Linked DNA regions of Homo sapiens: region 2 is linked to region 1. Evidence: chromatin loops called from intact Hi-C (ENCODE). Cell type or tissue: A673. All regions are shown on one strand. Each heading gives the region's core, and the rest is flanking DNA. Links, peaks and the distances in the headings are about the cores only. Region 1 has its middle 150 kb from the start of MIR4305. Region 2 has its middle 250 kb from the start of LINC00332.

Evidence for each region. A loop is a pair of places that touch in the nucleus more often than their neighbours do. Peaks named below come from ENCODE experiments on the same cell type or tissue, not always from the same donor. Only the 100,000 strongest peaks of a DNase experiment are listed, where the experiment ranks them.
Region 2: a loop joins it to region 1, with 2.1 times the contacts of the local background. A loop is called at or near these places in 2 of 110 quality-filtered maps.

The regions. Positions count from the first base shown.
Region 1 is chr13:39,810,515-39,820,902 of GRCh38, reverse strand. It overlaps the pseudogene CDKN2AIPNLP3. Among named protein-coding and RNA genes, the nearest start is that of MIR4305, 150 kb to the right of the region's middle. In A673, for the core only: a CTCF peak has its summit at 5,391; a DNase peak (open chromatin) is centred at 3,782.
Region 2 is chr13:39,926,012-39,936,399 of GRCh38, reverse strand. No RefSeq gene overlaps it. Among named protein-coding and RNA genes, the nearest start is that of LINC00332, 250 kb to the left of the region's middle. In A673, for the core only: CTCF peaks have their summits at 4,870 and 5,089; a DNase peak (open chromatin) is centred at 4,729; H3K27ac peaks cover 480 bases.

The sequences.
Region 1 (10,388 bases), core at 789-8,788:
GAGTTTTAGTTGTTAGCAGGCAGACGCAAACCACAGTGTGCCTTTGCCATTGTTCGCCCTGGAATTCCAGAGGCATCTAGGCCACTTGGCTCTGCTGCCCTCATCAGGGGCAGCCCCTCTCTCCATACAGGGCATCCAGTGGATAGAAGCAAATTCCCACAGCTCTGCATCCCAGCCCTGCCCTCCCCTCCTCCTCCCAGAGCAGGATGGAGATGGGATGGAGAGATAAAGACTGCCCTGGAGATTTCATCCTCTGAGGTAACAGCCCATTAGGGAGAGCAACATAAGTGCAAATCTTAATCTTTTTACTTTTCCGGTCACACAATGAACTTTAATTATGAGATTATAAGATTGAAAAGGAGGCTTAGGAAGGCGGTATGTGTGCATAGTGTGTGTGTTGTGCACCGTGTGTGTGTGTTGGTGAGGTGGATGAAATAATTTCTGGTATATATCCCAAAAAAAGTTCTTTTGCAATTCCATCTTGCAAACTTACCTACTCTAACAGTTACCAACACTTACCTACTCTTGATTGACCCTGTGGCTTATTCACTGACTTGCCTTTCATCTTCATAGGCAACTTTATGTATAAGTCTATGTTAAACTTTTATGGTGTTTATTGCACAGAAATAACTATATCACTCACCCCCAAAATATAAAATGCATGTATATATGCACACATAAATCTGCGGTAAATATATGAGATATATGTATTATCAACAGCTTGACACCAATGAGGTATAAATTGGTTAAATTTCATATGAAAGATATTGCTTCCCAAGTGTCATTTAAAATACACATACATGCTCTCAATGTACATATACTTAGATACATACACACATATATATCTGTGTGTATATATACATATACATTGAGTGAGAGACAAACAGTAAAAGAAAACATTAACATTTGTGTGTACATTTTCCTTTTTCTCATTGAATGTTCATTTTCTCTTTCTTTACAATGGATCTTCTCTTTCCCAGTGAAAGACCCTGCTAAAGGGACAAGCTGCTTTGTAAGAGAAAAGAACCAGGCTCAGCGCCAGGGGTCCTGAGTTCAAATCCCACCACTCTACTTCCAACAGGACATGAGATCTTAGCGCATTTCTTTAACCCTCTCTGCCTCATTTCTATTAACAGAATAGCCTCTATAAAATTGTGTGGGAAGGAGATCGTGGTAGTTAGCTCACAGTATTGTAAGACCTCTTGATTGAAATCCACAACAACATCAATTCTAAGATCTTTAACATTTTTCACATTTTAACGTCTCTGAATTTGCATTTCACCTTACGATGGATGATGCATTATATTTAATTGGCATATTTTCTTTCCTAATGGCACATGAAGCAATGATATTTCTTACAATTGATGATATGTACATTTAATAAAACACTATTTGAGTTAAAAATTGTCTTGCCAGTTTATGGTATTATTCAAAAGTCATGTTGTCTTGTTGCTAAATAATGAACCACGAAATCGATCTCCCTGGCCTGTTCTGAACAACCAAAGACATTCACTGAGTTACAAAGTACCCGGCTGAAGCAAAAGATGAATTAGGTAAGAAGGAAAAAATGTCTGTCTTGAAAAACATTACACATAAGAGCCGCTCACTTGGTTTAATGATCTGGTGTTATTGTCCTGAAATTCTTTATAATTTTTGCACAAGAGGCCTTGAATGTTTACTTTACACTGTTCTAGAAAAATGACGTAGCACATCCTGATGAGAAACTTACTTGGTTAAAAAATTAAAGTCTGTTGACTTTTCTTGCGTTCACCTTCTGGCCCCTGGCATGCAAGACTGTGAGTGTCTCAAAAAGAGTCATGAACTTTGTAGTACTCAAATCAGCCTTTTCAAGCACGCTTTGTTCTGTTTTCAGCCTTCGTATCCTCAGCCCACATAGGACAGCAGTTACAAACAGACCTTGGAATTCTGAAGGTTAGAAATAGATAACATATTTCAAAACCTTTAGCTTTTAAAATAAAGACCCTTAAGGAAAGCACATGTACTTTTTTTTTTTTTTTTTTTATAATTTGAGGGAGAAACCCCTGAAACTTCAAAGCATCGTTTCATACTTTTATACAACTCGCATTTTACATAACTCATGTTCTGTAAAGCAGATCATAAAGTTACTTTTTAAAAGAACGTTACTAAAATAAAGTTACAATAAGCATCTTTTCTGGTTATATTTTCTATCACCACCTTATATCTCCACTTTCTGTTTTGTTGGGGATGAATATGGTGCAAGCAATTTTCTCTGCTAAAACCAAAGTATGCAAGGAAATTAAAACCTCTCCTTTGAAATGTATCACCGAGAGTCAGATTCTATCCAGAAATAAATTGTGAACATGATTCTATAAAACACGTACTCTAGACTTAGAATTTCTGAGAGACTTAAGTGAAGAAAGTGAGGATGTTGATGGGATGAAATGAATAGGCTCACTTAAAATGACACATTGAGCTCGTGAAATTTTCTTAAGCAGATTTTGCCCAAGTAGAAGACTAAAAGTTGTCTCTTTTCAAACATGCTTCAAAATCTAACATTTCTAAAGGCTTCGCAGTTGTGATTGGCCTGTCTACAAGCTTTAGGAAGTCTTTGCTGCTACCTAAGCAACAAAGATTCAACAAGACAAAGGCAACAGTGTTGAAAGGAAAAATAATAGGTGAAATTTAAAAGGGATCACTGCAGAGGACCAAGAACACCCAAACCTAGACACTCGTTTTTCTCCTGGCCCTAGGGAAATATATGCATGGAGGATAACAGCCAAAGGACATTCACTGTTACTATTAACTTTGGGGCCCAAACCGCAATGTAAAACTGGAATGACCTGTCCTTGAAGGCGGCGAGCGCAGGCACCATGGTGGATGGCAAGGAGGCTGCTCCCGGGGAGGTGCTTGTTTCAGGAATACACAGGCAGCTGACTTCGCAGAGCAGCCTAGCCCCTGAGGTCTTCTTGGAGTTCATCCTTCACCATCTACCCATTGACCACAACCGGCTGCCTGAATGAGCTGCTGTCCCTCTCTGTGGTCTGTGCCCACCATCTCCTCCTGGGCTTCAGTTACAATAAAGGCCTTTCAGACAAAGTGATGGAACTGGCTGGTGGGGTTGAAGTGGAAGGCCTGCCACAGTTTACTACCAGAAGTGATTCAATGAATGAGTAGAGCTAAGGCAGAAGACCAATCACACTGTCTTCATCAGCTACAGGGGCTTAGAAAGGAGGCTGGGATGAATGGGATGCCAACCCCAGCAGCTCTCTTAAAAACTCCTGCTACCACCAACAAAGAAAGAGGCAGGTGGAATGAAAAGGAATCTGTCTAGATTGGCTTTTTTTTTTTTTAAGTTCTCATTCTTCCAGTAGCTATCACTGTAAAAGTCTGCATGAATATTTATGTATTCATAAATCATGCACTCTAAGATGAGTTCATCAACATTGTAAAAGCTCTTCTTTTTTTATTTTAGTTTTTAAATGTCAAACTTTGTGTTTAAAATGCGCTTTTTTGTTGATGTAATAATAGCAAGTAATGAAATTTGTTGTTTGGATTTTTTAGCAGTGGAGGGAAAAAAAGTGTGGGGGCAAAAACTGAAATGACTTAGGCTGGAGTACTCCTTTTGAAGATTTCTGAAAACAGATTCAATAACATCTATCTAATCCCCCAAAACCTGGGCACAATCTGTATTATATCAAGAGCTTAAATACAGTGTTTTCGATGAATCATATAAACAGCACAAAAGGTTAAGGATTATGTTGTCTGTTAAAGAGGAATTTAAAATCAGAGCTCTTGGGTTCCCATTCTTCGCAATTTCACGCTCATTCTTTGGATGCCTCCTCTCTTATTCCTCACTGGGAGTCATCTCACGATGATGTAGATGTACTTGAATACCTGGAGAGAGGGAACTCTCTCCAAACCCGCATTTCTTATGGGGGCCACGCTGTATAACTACATCTATCTCTAAAATTGTAGATGACTGCTTAAGTAGTCCAAAGTCCAGGGTATATATCTAAGTTATTGATATGGTTTGGCTGTGTCCCCACCCAAATCTTACCTTGAATTGTAATAATCCCCACATGTCAAAGGTGAGGCCAGGTGAAGATAATTGAATCATGGGGACAGTTTCCCCCACACTGTTCTCATGGTTGTGAATATGTCTCATGAGATCTGATGGTTTTATAAATGGGAGTTCCCCTGCACAAGCTCTCTTGCCTGCTACCATGTCAGACATGCCTTTGTTCCTCATCTGCCTTCCATCATGATTGCAAGGCCTCCCCAGCCATGTGGAACTGTTGAGTCAATTAAACCTCTTTCCTTTATAAATTACCTAATCTCAGGTATGTCTTTATTAGCAGCATGAGAACAGACTGTTCTATAATGCCTTCTTCTCCAAAACAAATATAAAGAGGACTTGGCCACCTTCTTCTAAAATGTCTAATATTACTATATCACCAGCCTCCTTTTTCTGAGTTAGAATTTAGTCTAGCATCATAAATTCTCATATTGCTTTCTCTACTTTCTTTTATATCTAGCAAACTCACCAAAATGCAGTATCACATTTTTGACCCTATAGAGGCAATAGGCACTTCCATTCTTTTTACTTTTTATGTAGGTTCTAGATAATTTGGGGGTCAAAGAGGAAGGAAGGTCAAGAGAAAAATAATGGCACAAGAATACTGCAATAATTTGCAAACAGTTCTTTTAAATGAATTATCTTTATAATGTGGGCACTATTGTTATATAAAAACAATTCAACAGTTTTAAAATGTGTGATAAATATTAGGGAACATATAATTGTAAAACTTTATCACTTCCCTTTTAAAGATAAGAGGAAAAACAGTGGTTGGAAGAAGTAATTTAGAAAAATTTGTCTTAGTGAATAAGCGTATCTAACATTTTCTTTCAGTGGTTCTCTGCCAAGAGTGATCTTGCCCTCCACCCCTACACCAGTGGATATTTGGCCATGTCTGGAGATATTTTTGATTTTCACAACTCCGGGGGGTGGGAGGGCATTTCTACTGACGTCAAGTGGGTAGAGGCCAGGGATGTGAAACACCCTCCAATGCACAGGGCAGGCCCTGCTGCAGAGAATGTTTTGGCCCCAAATATCTATAGTATCATAGCTGAGAAACCCTGCTCTATTTTATTAATGGAAGAACAACAAAAAGAGGGTAGACTGAGTTCTTTAGGAAATACTTTCACAATCCCTAAATGGGTCACCTCAACTCCAGGGCACTCATCTGCTCAGGTGTTAGTATTATGGAGACAGATACCAAGAGTCCAGTGTTCCCAATCAATCCTGTCTTCATCCATTCTTTATATTTTTAACTCCACCAGCTCCAAATCGTTCAGTCTCCTCTAGTAATTGGACCAACTCTGCCCCCTGCCTATGATTTAAACAGCTGGAAGCTTGACTTTCACATGCAGAAATCAGAAGTCTTGAAGCTCAAGGAAGCAAAAAATCTGTGCAGATGCTTAAAAATAGCCTGGCTCAAAGAGCGTCAAGAGGTAGACACTCTAATCATAAACATTAGGGTGCATGTTCTAAAAATGTTCTGAGTAGAATCTGAAAATCTAGCAGAAAGTCCTTTGTCAGTTTGATTTTACATGAAAATCAGGCTCTGAAGCATTCAAGGTTATACTCCTAATTTGTAGGAACTCTCAGAGAACACTATCTTACGCAGCTTAACTTTCAGCTGCCACCCTCATGGTGTTTTGCTTCTTATACCGATTTACTATTATCATACTTCTGTTTCTTTTTTTTTCTTCAGTATAATGTGGGAAAATGACTTTTGTGGACATTCCTACTGTGAATATTTGCATTTTTGAACATTATCTGAATGGCATCACGAATTCACACCATCTGAAATCACAGAGCCTTGCAGGTAGCAATCAGAATAATTTTACACAGATAGAAATTTTATGCTGAGCAGAAAACCATGGCAGTCACAGTCTGAAACACAAAAGAAAGCAGCCATAGAAGTGCAGTAAAAAGTAAACATTTGCCTAAAACAGTAAAAATAAAAAAGCTTCGGTTTAGAATCATATCATTCTATTGGAGTCATTTGTATTTTTTGCATGCAAATGTATGTTTTAAAATAAATGCATGAATATATGTATACACAGGTATAAATATACATCTACACACATGCATATGTATTTCTCCAGAAAATTTTTATTAGTCGATATTTATATTCTTATCATCAACAATAACTTTAAAATATATGTGTAATAGTGGGCATTATAGAAATGAGTGCCAAATGCCTAGTCTGAGGGGGTGTCAGAACGGAACAATCAACTCCAGATATGTGCTCACGTCAATCTGAAAAGGAACAAGCCCCTTTTCAGTGTATATTATATTTTCACACTAAAGCCTTGTTCTTTAAGGAATACATTTTTTTCTGTCATCCCAAAACCAAAAAAAGATAATATAAGTAATTGATTCTTAAATTACTGCTAAGTCTTCCATAATCAACATCAATACAAAATGAGGGAACTCTGCCCAAAAGAAAGAGAAAATATGTAAGGTGAAAAGAAAAGAAATAGCTGTTAAGGGAGTAATGTCCAATGGGACCTGATATTAAAGAGAAGGCCACAATGTCATAGAGGATAGTTTTTAATATAGAGTTTAAAATATCTGCATTCTACTTCAGCCCCATTTTTTTGAAGGGGGAAGAGTGCAGTTACTTCTTTAAGCCACAATTTCATCACCTGTAAAACAGGATAAGCAAATATATGCAAAAGTACAATGAAAACGTCAAAGAGCCGCACACATATAATTTAAGATTTAATAGTACAGTTGCTAAAAGGAAATTCTTCCAGCAGTGACAACCTCATGTTTAAAGGACGACAGAACATACCTGTGATGAAGAGTGGCCACTTGACTCCATTACTAAAACTATGGTCAGGTCCCCAAGACTTTGTGGCATGGAATCGTTTACCCTCCTCTTCCCTCATGATTCCGAATCAATCAATCATCAGCTAAGAAAAAAGAAAGCCACCCAAGCCAATGAGTTCTACCATCTGAGCAGCTGCTCCAGCTTGTATAAAGTACCATGCACACTGCCATGAACTGTGGAATGGGAACTATTGACATTATCTCATCTATGGACAAATAAAATGATGAGGATGGCAATTCACAATATTTCTAATACACTAACAATAGCTAATACTTATTGGCTGTTTGCCAAGTCAATAAATGTTATTTATCAAGAATGAGGCACTGGGTACGGTGGCTCACGCCTATAATCCAGCATTTTGGGAGGCCGAGGAGGGTGGATCACTTGAGGTCAGGAGTTTGAGACCAGCCTGACCAACATGGTGAAACCCCATCTCTACTAAAAACATGAAAATTAGCTGGGCATGGTGGCGGGCACCTGTAATCCCAGCTACTTGGAATGCTGAGGTGGGAGAATCACTTGAACCTGGGAGGCAGAGGTTGCAGTGAGCTGAGATCACTCCATTGCACTCCAGCCTGGGCAACAAGAGCAAAACTCCATCTCAAAAAAAAAAAAAAATTAAAAGAGGCTAAGTTCCTCACATTGATTTTCGAATTTATAAGAAAACATCCATTCCTTCCATCTTACATATGAAAAACTGACATGACAAAATTAAGTAACTTGCTAAAGGTCATACAGTGCATAAGCTCTAGATTATGCAGTGGCATGTTAATGTTAGATCTAGATTCAGGGTAAGAAAGCCAAGAGACAGAAGAACAAAAAAGGAGAGACTTTTGCAGTGACTACTACATTTAAGGTGTTAAAGACTTGTCAGTAAGAGATAGAAAGTATTGAGCATCGGTTTTTCTAACACTGTTGTTAGTTCTTTTTAACCCCCATGTTTTCTTAGATGAGCCAGATTGCAAAGTCTCTGACATTGGGGAACATGTCTGATACTTTGAATCTACTATGGGACCGGGCACACAAATAAATGTACCTGTCTGAATTAAGCAAGCTTTTTGCAAAGTTAAAATGGGATCTGGTGGTGAATGGGGTGTATTTACAGCTTGAGTCCCACTTACTTTGTGCAGTGGAGGAGTTTTACCCAAGAACAATCAGCGTGTTTTGGCAGCCCCAGGAGAGGCAGGCATGTCTCTTGAGAAAACAAAATTTAATTTTCTTTTTTTCAAGTGGTTCTACACAGATATTAGAGCCTGGGTGAAAAGTTAGCACAAACAACAACAACAAAGAAACCCTAAGAAAGGAGATGCATCACCCAGGATGCTGCAGGCCTTGATGAGCAGGTTTAAAGCAATGGTGACAATTGGAGCTAAAAATTGTCACAAGAATCTGTTGGAAAAGCCCAGGGTTCAAGAGTCACATGATATAAGCTGAGCCTCCCCACAAAGCAGCAGAGGAGAGACCCCTACGACAAACAGAGGTTCCACAAGATGCCCAGATGTGGGGCTGGAACAGGCAGTTGTGCAGCGTGGCTGCTCAGCAAAGTCCTAGGAGGCACAGAAAGCAAACAGCAAGGGGATGGGAAATGTGCAATTGTTGTATGATATTTTTGGTGACTTGAGCTAGTGTTTGCCAATGGGAAAGCATCAGGAAATCCAAAAGGATAAGTTTCACACGTGTCTGAATGGCTCAAACTCAAATACTCACTCAGATTGGAATCAGATCCCCAGGAGGTCACCTGGACCCTTTCTGCCACAAACACAGACTCATACAAGTAACAGGAATAATTTCTTATTTCTCCCAGTTAAATGATGGTGGAGATAAATTAGGTCAACATTTCTTTCTTACAGCTATAAACCATGTTTTTCAGAGATTCACAGTGGTGTCATATTAATATTAATATCATCTTGATTTTGCTGCTTTATGTTAACCCCTGTGTGGTTGTAGGAACCTCCCCATCTCCTTTAATTATAAATGGGAATCCCTGGGGTTCTCTCATTCTCACTGACATTCCTTTTGGCTCCCCTGTGTGACTCCCCGCAGTTATATTTCCTCTCCCATCTGAGCCTCCATTAGGACCATCTATGTCCAGGCGTCAGTTCCCTAAAACCGCATGAAGCTCTCCACCTCCACCTCTGGTACCCACTGGTGTGCAGTTTCCCACTGTGCCTCTAGGGCCACTGCTGTCACCAGTACCACTCATCACTGCCTCGGCCAGGCCCTGCAGGAGCCCTCCAATGCCACTCCACCTGCTGCGTACTGAACCTTTGTGCCCCCCCAAATTCATATATTGAAACCTTAATTCCCAATGTGATATTTTTATATGCAAATGTATATATTTGGAGGTGGGACCTTTGGGAATACATTACATTATGGGAGTGGAGCCCTCATGATGGGATTAGTGCCCTTATAAGAGACATAAGAGAGCTTGCTAGTTTGCTTCCTCTCTCTCTCTCTCTCATTCTCTCTCTCTCTTTCTCACTGCCTTGTGAGGACATACCAAAGAAGAGAGCCCTCACCAGGAACCAAATTGGCTGGCACCTTGATCTTGGGCTTCCCAGAGTCCAGAACGGTGAGAAACAAAATCTGCCATTTAAGCTACCCAGTCTATGGTATTTCTGTTATAACAGCTGCAGCTGACTGACACATCATCTTTCCTGCCTCTGTCCTGATGAGTTCAGCTGGCACACTGGGGCCACGTTCTCTGCAGTACTCAAAGGCTGAGGCCACCACACAGCCTTGTGGTGTCATTGCTGAAATGGGGAACTGCCTCTCTCCCAAGTGTGAACACAGAAGTCAGGATACAGGCACTTCCCTCTACCCCTGAATTGTTGTGACATAATTCTTTCCACTTTCACTCACTGCACTCAAGCAAATTCACTGCAGGGTGGTGGGCAGGAGGCTTCTCTGGCAGTCCACCAGACTCATCGGACTCAGACTGGTTTAGAGCGGCGCCTCACGATGGCATAATGAGTTCTGCCCTACAAACATTACCAGGTTATGTCCAGCACTTGAAGATTATTGGAAGGATATGAATACATGCCTCCTGAGGCTTCATAGCTATTGTGAAAACGTTCTTTGCCAGTCAAGCTTCATTTCACAAAATCAGCATTTCCATTTCAACAAAAATGGCATGTCCAATCCAATTTTGAGTGCTCTTACTCAATGACTTGACAAGCCCCAAAGTCATCTGCTACTGGGGTTTGGTGTTGGGGGGGGAGGTGGGAGGTGGGAGTAGCACGGGAGACACACACCTAAGTGTGGTGGAAGGAAAATGCTGTCCACTCTTCTCCTGGCACCAGCCAGGACTGGAGAGGCCATGGGTGCTCCCTAGAGGATGTTGTCTGCAACTTCTCTGGGAACAAGAGACATACATTCCCTTCCTCAGTGGTAGCCTTGGGGCAGCAGAGGCGTGCTGTGTAAGACAGGAAATCAAAGTGCAGGTGATAGAGGACTCAGAGGGCTTCCAGTTGGGAGCCAGAAACTGCTAACCTTAGAACTTTG
Region 2 (10,388 bases), core at 1,080-9,079, 120 kb before region 1:
CCTCCCCACTCCCCCTACCCCACAACAAGCCCCGGTGTGTGATGTTCCCCTTCCTGTGTCCATGTGTTCTCATTGTTCAATTCCCACCTATGAGTGAGAACGTGCAGTGTTCGGTTTTTTGTCCTTGCAATAGTTTGCTGAGAATGATGGTTTCCCGCTTCATCCATGTCCCTGCAAAGGACATGAACTCATCATTTTTTATGGCTGCATAGTATTCCATGGTGTATATGTGCCACATTTTCTTAATCCAGTCTATTGTTGTTGGACATTTGGTTTGGTTCCAAGTCTTTGCTATTGTGAATAGTGCCACAATAAACATACGTGTGCATGTGTCTTTTTAGCAGCATGATTTATAATCCTTTGGGTATATACCCAGTAATGGGATGGCTGGGTCAAATGGTATAATTTTCTTATAAGACTATGATCTCCTTTGGGTTTGTGATTATACCCACTTCCTTGTTACTACACCTGACTACCTATTATTACCCCATTGTTATTTGTTATGACATAAATTTTGTTAATTTGTGGTCTTTGTCTTTTTTTATTATAATTGCCAGAGTTTTGTCTAATTCATTAGTTCTTTTTATTTGTTGGGGTTTTAATCACAAATATTCAACTCTTAGATTTATCAATTGTAATATCTTACATTTCTCACATTTGTTTTTTACTTTTAGCTCTAAAATTCTTTTTTTCTGTAATTAAAAAAAAATCCGAATAAGTAAGTAAAATCCTTGCGTTTTTAAAAAAATTCTCATTTAATGATGGAAACATTTGAGGTTATGATTGTGTCCTTTAGCGCTGTTTTGATCTCATCCTATAGGTTTTGATATGTAATGTTTTCATTTTCAAACAGCCTATAACTGTAGTTTGATTATCTATTTGAGTTTATAAGTTAGAAGAGTAATTTTAATGTCCAAGTAGTCAGAGGGTTTTGTTTGGTTTTGAACATAAATTACTAATTTCTTGCATGGCTTTATGATGGTCTGAGAACTGGGCCTATCTGGTGATGTCATCCAAAACCCAGGCCTCCTTTCTTTCTATTTCTCCATCCTTAGCATATCTTTCACTTTCACACATTCATGTCATGGCCAAAAGATGGCTGCTGCAGCCTATGTTAGTGTTTAAGGCAGAGATAGGAAAGAGGATCTGTGCCAGCCAAGGTGTCCCCTTTCATCAGGAAAGCAAATGCTCCCCCAGAAACCTCTTTGGCATACTTTAACTCAGGTATTATTAGCGAAAACCAGATCCATAGTCATCTCAAACTCCAAGGGAGGCTTGGAGAGAGAGACAAGGATTATAATGATTGGCTTAGACTAATCATGATTGATTTATTGTCTAGGGCTGGGCACATGAATACCTGCACAAAATGAAGCCTCTATTAATAGGAAAGAAGAGGCAAATAAATTTTGTTGGGAAACAACTGACAATAACAAAGTGAGAATAATCCAACATTTTAGAGCATTATCATCATTATTAATTGTTTAACATTATTTAGCTTCTTTCTAAATAATAGTTTGACATTTGCATAAGTTTTATATTTACCAACTATTATTTAGAGTTAAATTTATGCAAAGTTTAATGTTTATCCTCAGATCTTTTAGATCACAGTTTTGTTGTTCTTGAATTCTTTGCAATGATTCATCGATTCATCTCTCATGAGTTCAATCACATTATCAATTTTTTCAGGAAGAACACATGATTCTTTCATATGCAAGGTTCTTGCAACTGAGCTGTGTATAAAATTATGACGTGTCAAGTTTTATTCTGTTAAACGTTGAAGACATTATGTTTTTTCTCTGTTGTAAAAAAGAAATTTGGTGTGCTTAATTATTAATTATTAGTAGATAAATTGTGCAAGTGTGACTGGTGGGATTTTGTTTTTCTTCCTGGGATGATGCTTTATTTTTGTAATGTAATCTGAAAATGTCTCCAGGATAAGTCTATTGTGAATCACTTTGCATTAATTATACCCAGTAACAGATTAAGTCCATCCAATTTGAAGACCCACATCTTACTTCAAATTAGAAAAAAATTCTATTATACTTTTGATCGTTAGAATTGTTTATTGTTTCCCTCAAAAATATAATGAAATGTTAGAATGCCATTATATGCCTTTACTTTTATGTACTTTTATTTTATTTTATATTTTGAGACAGAGTTTTGCTCTTGTTGCCCAGGCTGGAGTGCAGTGGTGTGATCTCGGCTCATTGAAACCGCTGCCTCCTGGGTTCAAGCAATTCTCCTGTCTCAGCCTCCCAAGTAGCTGGGATTACAGGCTTGCACCACCACACTCAGTTAATTTTTGTATTTTTAGTAGAGACAGGGTTTCACCATGTTGGCCAGGCTGGTCTCGAACACCTGACCTCGGGTGATCCACCCGCCTCAGCCTCCCAAAGTGCTGGGATTACAGGTGTGAGCCACAGTGCCTGGCCACATGTACTTTATTTTTATATTATTTCTTATCTTTTTAAATTTTCCTAGAAACTTTAGGAGAATTTTTGAAGTTTATTCTCTGTTATCGATTATATTTTCTATGTTACTAATTTTTTTTTTTACCATTTCCAGTAAAGATTTAATTCCATCATTGCATTTTAGTTTGGTATGTTGCAGGCACTGTTGTAGTTACTTTAATTATCACAATAATTCATGGAAGTAGGTGCTATTTTAATATCAATTTAACGGATGAGAAAACCAGGGCTTGGCAAGGTTGTGTGACTTGCCCAAGGTTGCACGGCCAGTAAGACACAGAGCCAGGTTTTGAAGGATTGGATCCACAGTCCTCATTATAAACTACACTTTCCATTTCTCTCTCAATCTCTGTCTCCTCTTTCGTGTATACACCACTCCTCCACATCTAACAGCACAAGCAGACCTAAGTTTTGGACCGGTGCTTGGGGTTCCTTTGCATAACAAGATTGAGTACTTCATATATACAGTCCCGGAGCTTGCAGGCAGTTGACTCAGGTTCTGGCTGTGCAGTGATTTTTGTTTGCTCCCTCTTTGCACTCCATGTAAACAGATTTATTGAAGCCAAAGCTTCAGTAGTAGTTGTAACTTTTTCCATTTCCATCCAGAGTTTAGGGGTGGGGTGCCCTACTTCAACTTCATTTTTAGGTAAAGGGCCCAGCTCTGGGCTGCTGACATCTATGGCATACTCTATATTTCCCATATCCTAAAGGAATCAGTCTTCCAGATACCTGGATATATCCTAGTATCAGCACCTAGGAGACCTATGGCATCAGCCTTTACCTATTTTCTAATTTCTGCTCCACTTCTGGTCCACAAATATGTGCATCTTTTTATGTGACAACAATTGTGTCTTTTAAAAAAATATTGTTTTCTCTTTCCTACTATTTTTTTTTTAATTGTACTTTAAGTTCTAGGGTACATGTGCACAACATGCAGGTTTGGTACACAGGTATACATGTGCTGTGTTGGTTTGTTGCACCCATCAACTCATCACTTACATTAGGTATTTCTCCTAATGCTATCTCTCCCCCATTCCCCCACCCCCGGACAGAACCCAGTGTGTGATGTTCCCTGCCTTGTGTCCAAGTGATCTCATTGTTCAATTCCCACCTATGAGTGAGAACATGTGGTGTTTGGTTTTCTGTTCCTATGTCAGTCTGCTTAGGATGATGGTTTCCAGCTTCATCCATGTCCCTGCAAAGGACATGAACTCATCTTTTTTATGGCTGCATAGTATTCCATGGTGTATATGTGCCACATTTTCTTAATCCAGTCTACTGTTAGTGGACATTTGGGTTGGTTCCAAGTCTTTGCTATTGTGAATAATGCTGCAATAAACATACGTGTGCATGTGTCTTTATAGTAGCATGATTTATAATCCTTTGGGTATATACCCAGTAATGGGATTACTGGATCAAATGGTAATTCTAATTCAAAATCCTTGAGGACTCGCCACACTGTCTTCCACAATGGTTGAACTAATTTACACTCCCACCAACAGTGTAAAAGCGTTCCTATTTCTCCACATCCTCTCCAGCATCTGTTGTTTCCTGACTTTTTAATGATCGCCATTCTAACTGGTGTGAGATCATATCTCACTGTGGTTTTGATTTGCATTTCTCTGATGACCAGTGATGACGAGCATTTTTTCATGTGTCTGTTGGCTGTATAAATGTCTTCTTTTGAGAAGTGTCTGTTCATATCCTTTGCCCCCTTTTTGATGGGGTTGTTTGTTTTTTTCTTGTAAATTTGTTGTTATAACAATGTATGTGCAACTTGAAATCATTATACCAACTTTACCAAAGTCTTGTATATCATCTTGAGATATTTCAAGAGACTCCGTCTCCATTTTATTATTCTATGACATTTTTTATACTCCATGTGTTGTTGCTATTTTTCCTATTTACTTATTTTCGAAAAATAATTTCAACTTTCATTTTAGATTCGGGGGTACATGTGCAAGCGTGTTACATGAGTATATAGTACGATGCTGAGGTTTGGGGTATTGATCTCATTAATCAATTACCCCAGGTTTGAGGATTTATCTCATTACCCAAGTAGTGAGCACAATACCACATGGATAGTTTTTCAACCCTTTCCCCTCTCCCTCCTTCCCTCCTTTTGGAGTCCCCAGTGCCTATTGTTGCCATCTGGAAAATCAACATGAAGAAACTATTTACTTAACTTTGAACAAAAAGAGATTGATCAAGACTTCCTGTTTGCTAGCAGACAAAGTCTGTGATTTGCCTTTGGCCTTGTCTCCTGTTCATTTAGATGTGGTTACAAAATCCCTTTTGACTGACAATTGAGGGGAAATTGAGGTGCATAATTTTCGGCCTAATTCCCAGCGGGTGGCCTATATCCATGTACTTAGACATTCTCTTACACTCAGTGCTGGTTCTTTGTCCTGAAAAATTAACCATGGCATGCCCTTCCTAAATCCACTCTCACCTCCGACCCTTTATTGCTGGGATTTAAGCTCCCAGAATGCAACATGCCGCTGCCAGGCCTCCCTTCCTTCTTCTCTTCTCACTTCCTTCCATACACGCTTCCTACTGTGTGTTTTCTTAGAGGTTCAAATATCCAAATAAATGAAAAAGGGAAATTACCGATGGGGGAATGGGTTATATGGAGAGATGTCTTGTGAACCACAAAGAAGTCTCTAAACAACCGCAGGGTGGCCACATTGGTTTTTGCTTGGAATAGACCTTGTATCTCTGAACTAAGGTACAGCATTGAGAAGGGTACCACAAATCTCTCTACCTCATCTAAAACAATCTGTTAAATTCTATTTCAGTGAGAAAAGGATGTGCAGGTCAACAATTATGATTTTATTTCCACCCTATATACTCTATAATTGATGGAATTTCTTCCAAGTTTCTGGCAATATGTTGGCTGTCAGTTTTCATTTTGTTCAAACATGCATTCTTTTTGCTGTCTTTATGGTTGTTTGAATAGGAAGATAATAGATGGTTGCATCAGAATCTGTTCACCAAATGACTTTAAACCAGAAATCTACCACTGATTTTATCTTTAAATACAATTTTGTCTGCAACTATTACCGACTAGTAAGATCCCATTTCACCATGTTGACAAGAAAAATTTTGATTATTTCTGTTACAGTAGACATTCTAAAACTATCCAATTATGCAAAGGCCACCTGTTGAAACTCCTTATTTGCTTGGCACTATGAAACTCTGTTTAGTTATTTTTGGAAATCAGTCTGGTCCAACTTAAACTGTGAGACTCAGAAACATCTTTGCAATCAGAAGTCTTAGTTCATATCCCTTGTTCAGAACTGCTATTTATGGCTTCTTCACGTATATTTAGAAAAAAGTTATCTTTTCATCAAGAAACTTTACTTCTCTCTGCTAAACAATTGCTATATTACCCCGATTTTTGTTGAACAAGCCACTTTACCATCATTTTCCAGAGTTTGTCAAAATATAGAAATGTATAATACTTATGATGGAAATGGTTTCTCTTAGAGTTGTGCGCTACACACCTACACAACCACAAATGACAACCCTGCTCTTGTGTTCTTGAGAAAACTACTTTTAGAGATCATAAGAAGACTTATGGTCAAAGAGAGTACATTAAACACAATTCACTCTCCTGAAACCTGATTGAAATGAAAGTAAAACTTTTAAGTCATTTGTCTACAAGGACAAAGAGCAGGAGAGGAAGATATGGCAATATAACAGTGGAACCTGGAAAGCAAAAGGATGAATGGTCAATGACATAGCATAAATCAAAAATTCCAATACTACACTGCCAGTGGAAAATGCTGAGGATAACATGATTTGCACTGTGGAACTCCCCTAAACTTTAGAGATTGGCAACGTTGGGTAACTATAAATTTGGAAATGACAGGGGAGCTGAAAACAGGATGGTTATTTGAGAGTCTGTGTAAGAAACATTTAGGCTCTCAGATTCCACACTGAGTTTCCACTCAGTGAAGTGTGACCTCAGCATCTCCCCACCTTGGTGGAAGGATGGAGGCTTATGCTTAGGACTGGGTGGAAAAGGGGGATCTCTGAGATAGGGGAAACCAGGCACAGTTAAGGATGGGAATGCCAATTGAAAACAGATGGTTGAAGTCAAAGTCTATCTACTATTGAATGTTGGGACCATAAATCACTATTATCACTCAGATCCCAGAACACAGACAGCCAGGCCAATACCCTACAGGGGACAAGAAGTTCTTCATTTGAAATCTGAGCATCCCAAGAAAAAAAATCCGTAGATATTGACATTGTGAATTCCCAGATCACCCTCTTGTGTGTCTCAAAGGTGAAAAGTTCCAGCCCTGTACAGAACTGCCTTTCAACTTTTGAGGGCCTCTTTCTTAAATACAAGCAGACAGCCGAGGATCATCTGGTCTCTGATGAAACATGAAAAATAGAGACCAACGCTCAGAAACAGCAAAATTCAATGTGGAGAAACAGAAGCTATGCAGTGAATTAAAGAAGAAAACTATCAATATCCTCTGAGAGATTAGAGAGATATTTGCTCCTTAAAACACACTAAAAGGATAATTTTCTTTAAAAATAAACATTCTAGGAAAAAATCCTATAGATTAAAAATATTGTAGGAGAAATTAAAAACTTGATAGAGACGTTGGACTGCAATGCTGAGAAAATCTGAAAAAGAGACAGATAAAAGAAAACCGAACTAGAAAAGAAATTTAGAGGATCAGTCTATGATGACCAATATTTAAAAGGCAGAAGTTCCAGAACAAAGAATAGAGAAACTAAGGAAAACATGGGGGTGAATAGTAATAAGGACACAGAAGACAAAGGAAATAAAAACCAAGGCAATTATTAATTCCAAGGAGAAAAAACATTGCACCAAAAAAGTTATATTTTTATGTGACTCAGTTTTAAACAGCATTTACATGGTAATGGTTATGTAATCACTGATTGTATAGGACACGCATAGGGGTTGGTAGCTAGCCAGGGTAGAAGGTAGTAAATTCTTACTTAATTGTGGGGGGGCGCAAAAAATGCCTAAATAGAAAAATCAAAAAGTATGTTATCTGGAGGGAAAATGGTAACCTCTCAGAAATGAGAACAGTGGAGGTTGTAGAGGATGCAGTTGTTTTTTGTTTGTTTGTTTTGTTTTGTCAACCAGCCTTGAAAAACTATTTGATGATTTGAATTATGTAAAAGCATCATCTTAATTTTTAACAAAAACATTTTTTTAAATCTATGTAAATAGAATCATGAAAGGGAAATCATGGATAGAAATCTAAGAGGCAGATAAATTAGAAGATATGAAGGAAAGAAAGATGATTGCATAAAGGAAAACATAAACAAACAACTCTTATCCTACACCCTAAAATTATGCTAAATTTGTAGAAGCAGTGTAAATGGAGCACATTGAAAACCGAAATGCAGGAAGATGCTGCCCAATGCCATCTGGATGTCTAGTCCTGTTAAGGGTGAAGCCTCCAATAATGCATGATGTGAACTATTTTTAATGAGCTGGGGAAGGAGGAAGGGCAGACATCATTTAGAGATAGGCTGCACTCGAAGATTAAAGAAAGTTCTCATGCCCCCAGCTGCATCTGCCTAAGTTAATTCTGGCTTTCCCACTTTCTTTTTTCCACCATCCCCACCACCAGTGTGATTCTACTGGCTCTCCTCCCATTCTGGAGCTGATGGTACCTGCTATCACCTATCATCTGACAATAAATTATATAACTATTCTGACAGAGTGTGGGAGAATCTTTTTTTCTCGTAGTTTCGATATGGTCAAGGTTAGTGTTTCAAGAGTCTATATTGAGAAAGCAAATTAAAAATAACAAAACAAACTTGCAAAAGTATAAAGACATCTTTTTTTTCCCCAAGACCCAAGACCCAGACACCTTTTTCAACTATGTGGTCACGGACTGACATTTATTATTTTTTATTTTTTTTAAATAATTTGTGTGTGTGTGTGTGTGTGACGGAGTCTCGCTCTGTCGCCCAGGCTGGATGAAGTGCAGTGGCGTGATCTCCACTCACTGCAAGCTCCGCCTCCCGGGTTCACGCCATTCTTCCGCCTTCATGCCATTCTCCCGCCTCAGCCTCCCAAATAGCTGGGACAACAGGCGCCCGCCACCACGCTGGGCTAATTTTATTTCTGTATTTTTAGTAGAGACAGGGTTTCACCAGTTAGCAAGGTTGGTGTCTATCTCCTGACCTCGTGATCCACCCGCCTCAGCCTCCCAAAGTGCTGGGATTACAGGCGTGAGCCACCGCACACGGCCCCTACAGATTGACATTTATAAAGCACAATCTTCAATTCTCTTCTCTAGCTTTGTCCCTATCTTGGAATATTTGCCCAGATCACACATTTACTGAGATGAAGAGAAAGACTATTGTGGAATTATACACTAGAAAGGGAGTTACTGGAAACCAAATTAAAATGAAAAAGAGAAGCACAATACAAAAATAAATAATTTTTAAAAATAGATTTGAATTGTTCAAGGCAAACTATATTAATTACTTTGAAAAGATCTGATATTTTTTATCTTAAAGGACAAGAAGGGTATTTATTCTATCCACTTTGTTCTTTAATTCCAGTAGAAGATTAGTTCATGTAAAAAAAATCAGACATTTAGTAAATCACCTCTTGTTGGCAAAAGAAGGTGGTCATAGTCAGGAAATGTATACCTTCTCACAGCAACATTATGGGCAGAAAGACCACCTTGTTAAATACCCTCTTTCCAATGATGCATTCTGGATTATTTTCCCGTAACAGAGTCTGTTGAGTCCCACAACAGTAGATGTGACTCAAATCTTCATTATACCAAGAAAAAGAATTGAGTAATTTTCACTTGACTATGTAAACACAATAAATTATGTGTGCTATTTATAAAGATACAAGGCCTGCTGTTTCAATTACCTGATAGAACACAGACTTTTAAAGATAAGTTCAAGATAAGATGGAATTGTGCTGAATGTAATAAGAAACAATGTGAGTTTATAACAGTAAACCTTATTAAATGTGAATTTCTGAAAAAATTCAGGAGAATATCAGCATTTTATTTACCTTTATTTGGATTATTTATACCTATTCTTTCTATCAGCATGGAAACATTTTATGTTAATTATATTTGTCTAAAAATCAGGGACATCATCAAGACAGCTGATTATAGGTGTCCAATGCTTGCCTCCTCCAAGAACAAAACAAAAAGTAAACAACTGCACTTTGAGTAGAGTTTCTAAGGCGAGAACACTGGAATTCAGTAGGAATTGACAAAACTCTCTGAAGAATGTCAACTTGGGGTGAGAAAAAAGCAAAGGGCCTGGAAGGGATTGGCCTGGAGTCAGAAGTGACTCTCCATTGTGGGGAAAAGATTCCCAGGATATCCCCAGCAGTGTCCATTACTACCATGGATGCCTGCAGTCCTAGCTACAGGAGAGTGTCATAACTCTCACAAGCTCTGAGCCTATAAAGAGCTGCCTGGAGTCACATGGCTGCATTAATCCAGAGAAGAAACTAATGCTATGTCATCCCCCAACTCCCTGGGACCCAAGCTGCTAGAGCATGGTATTACTTTGAGAACAAAGTCACTGCTACAGTGCATCCTTCCCTGGGACCCAAGAGCCTCTGCATCTCCACTTCTCTGGAGCACTTCCCTCTTCCCATCACACTCATACAATAGGCAGCAATGCCACATCCACAACTGGACCCAGTGGTACAGCTGTAACCCCAGCACCTGAGCCCACACAGTGCTCTATACCTCAAGGAACAAGCAGTACAGCACAGCAGGGAGGCCTCCCCAAGAGCAGGGAAGCCAGCAGGCACACTCCCAGGACCTGAGAACAAACTGCCCAGGTGCCTCAACAGGCAGAGCTGCTGCATGTCATGCATGCCTCCCAGGGTCAGAGAACTAGCCTACCCAGCACCTACCGCTGGCAGTGCCACTC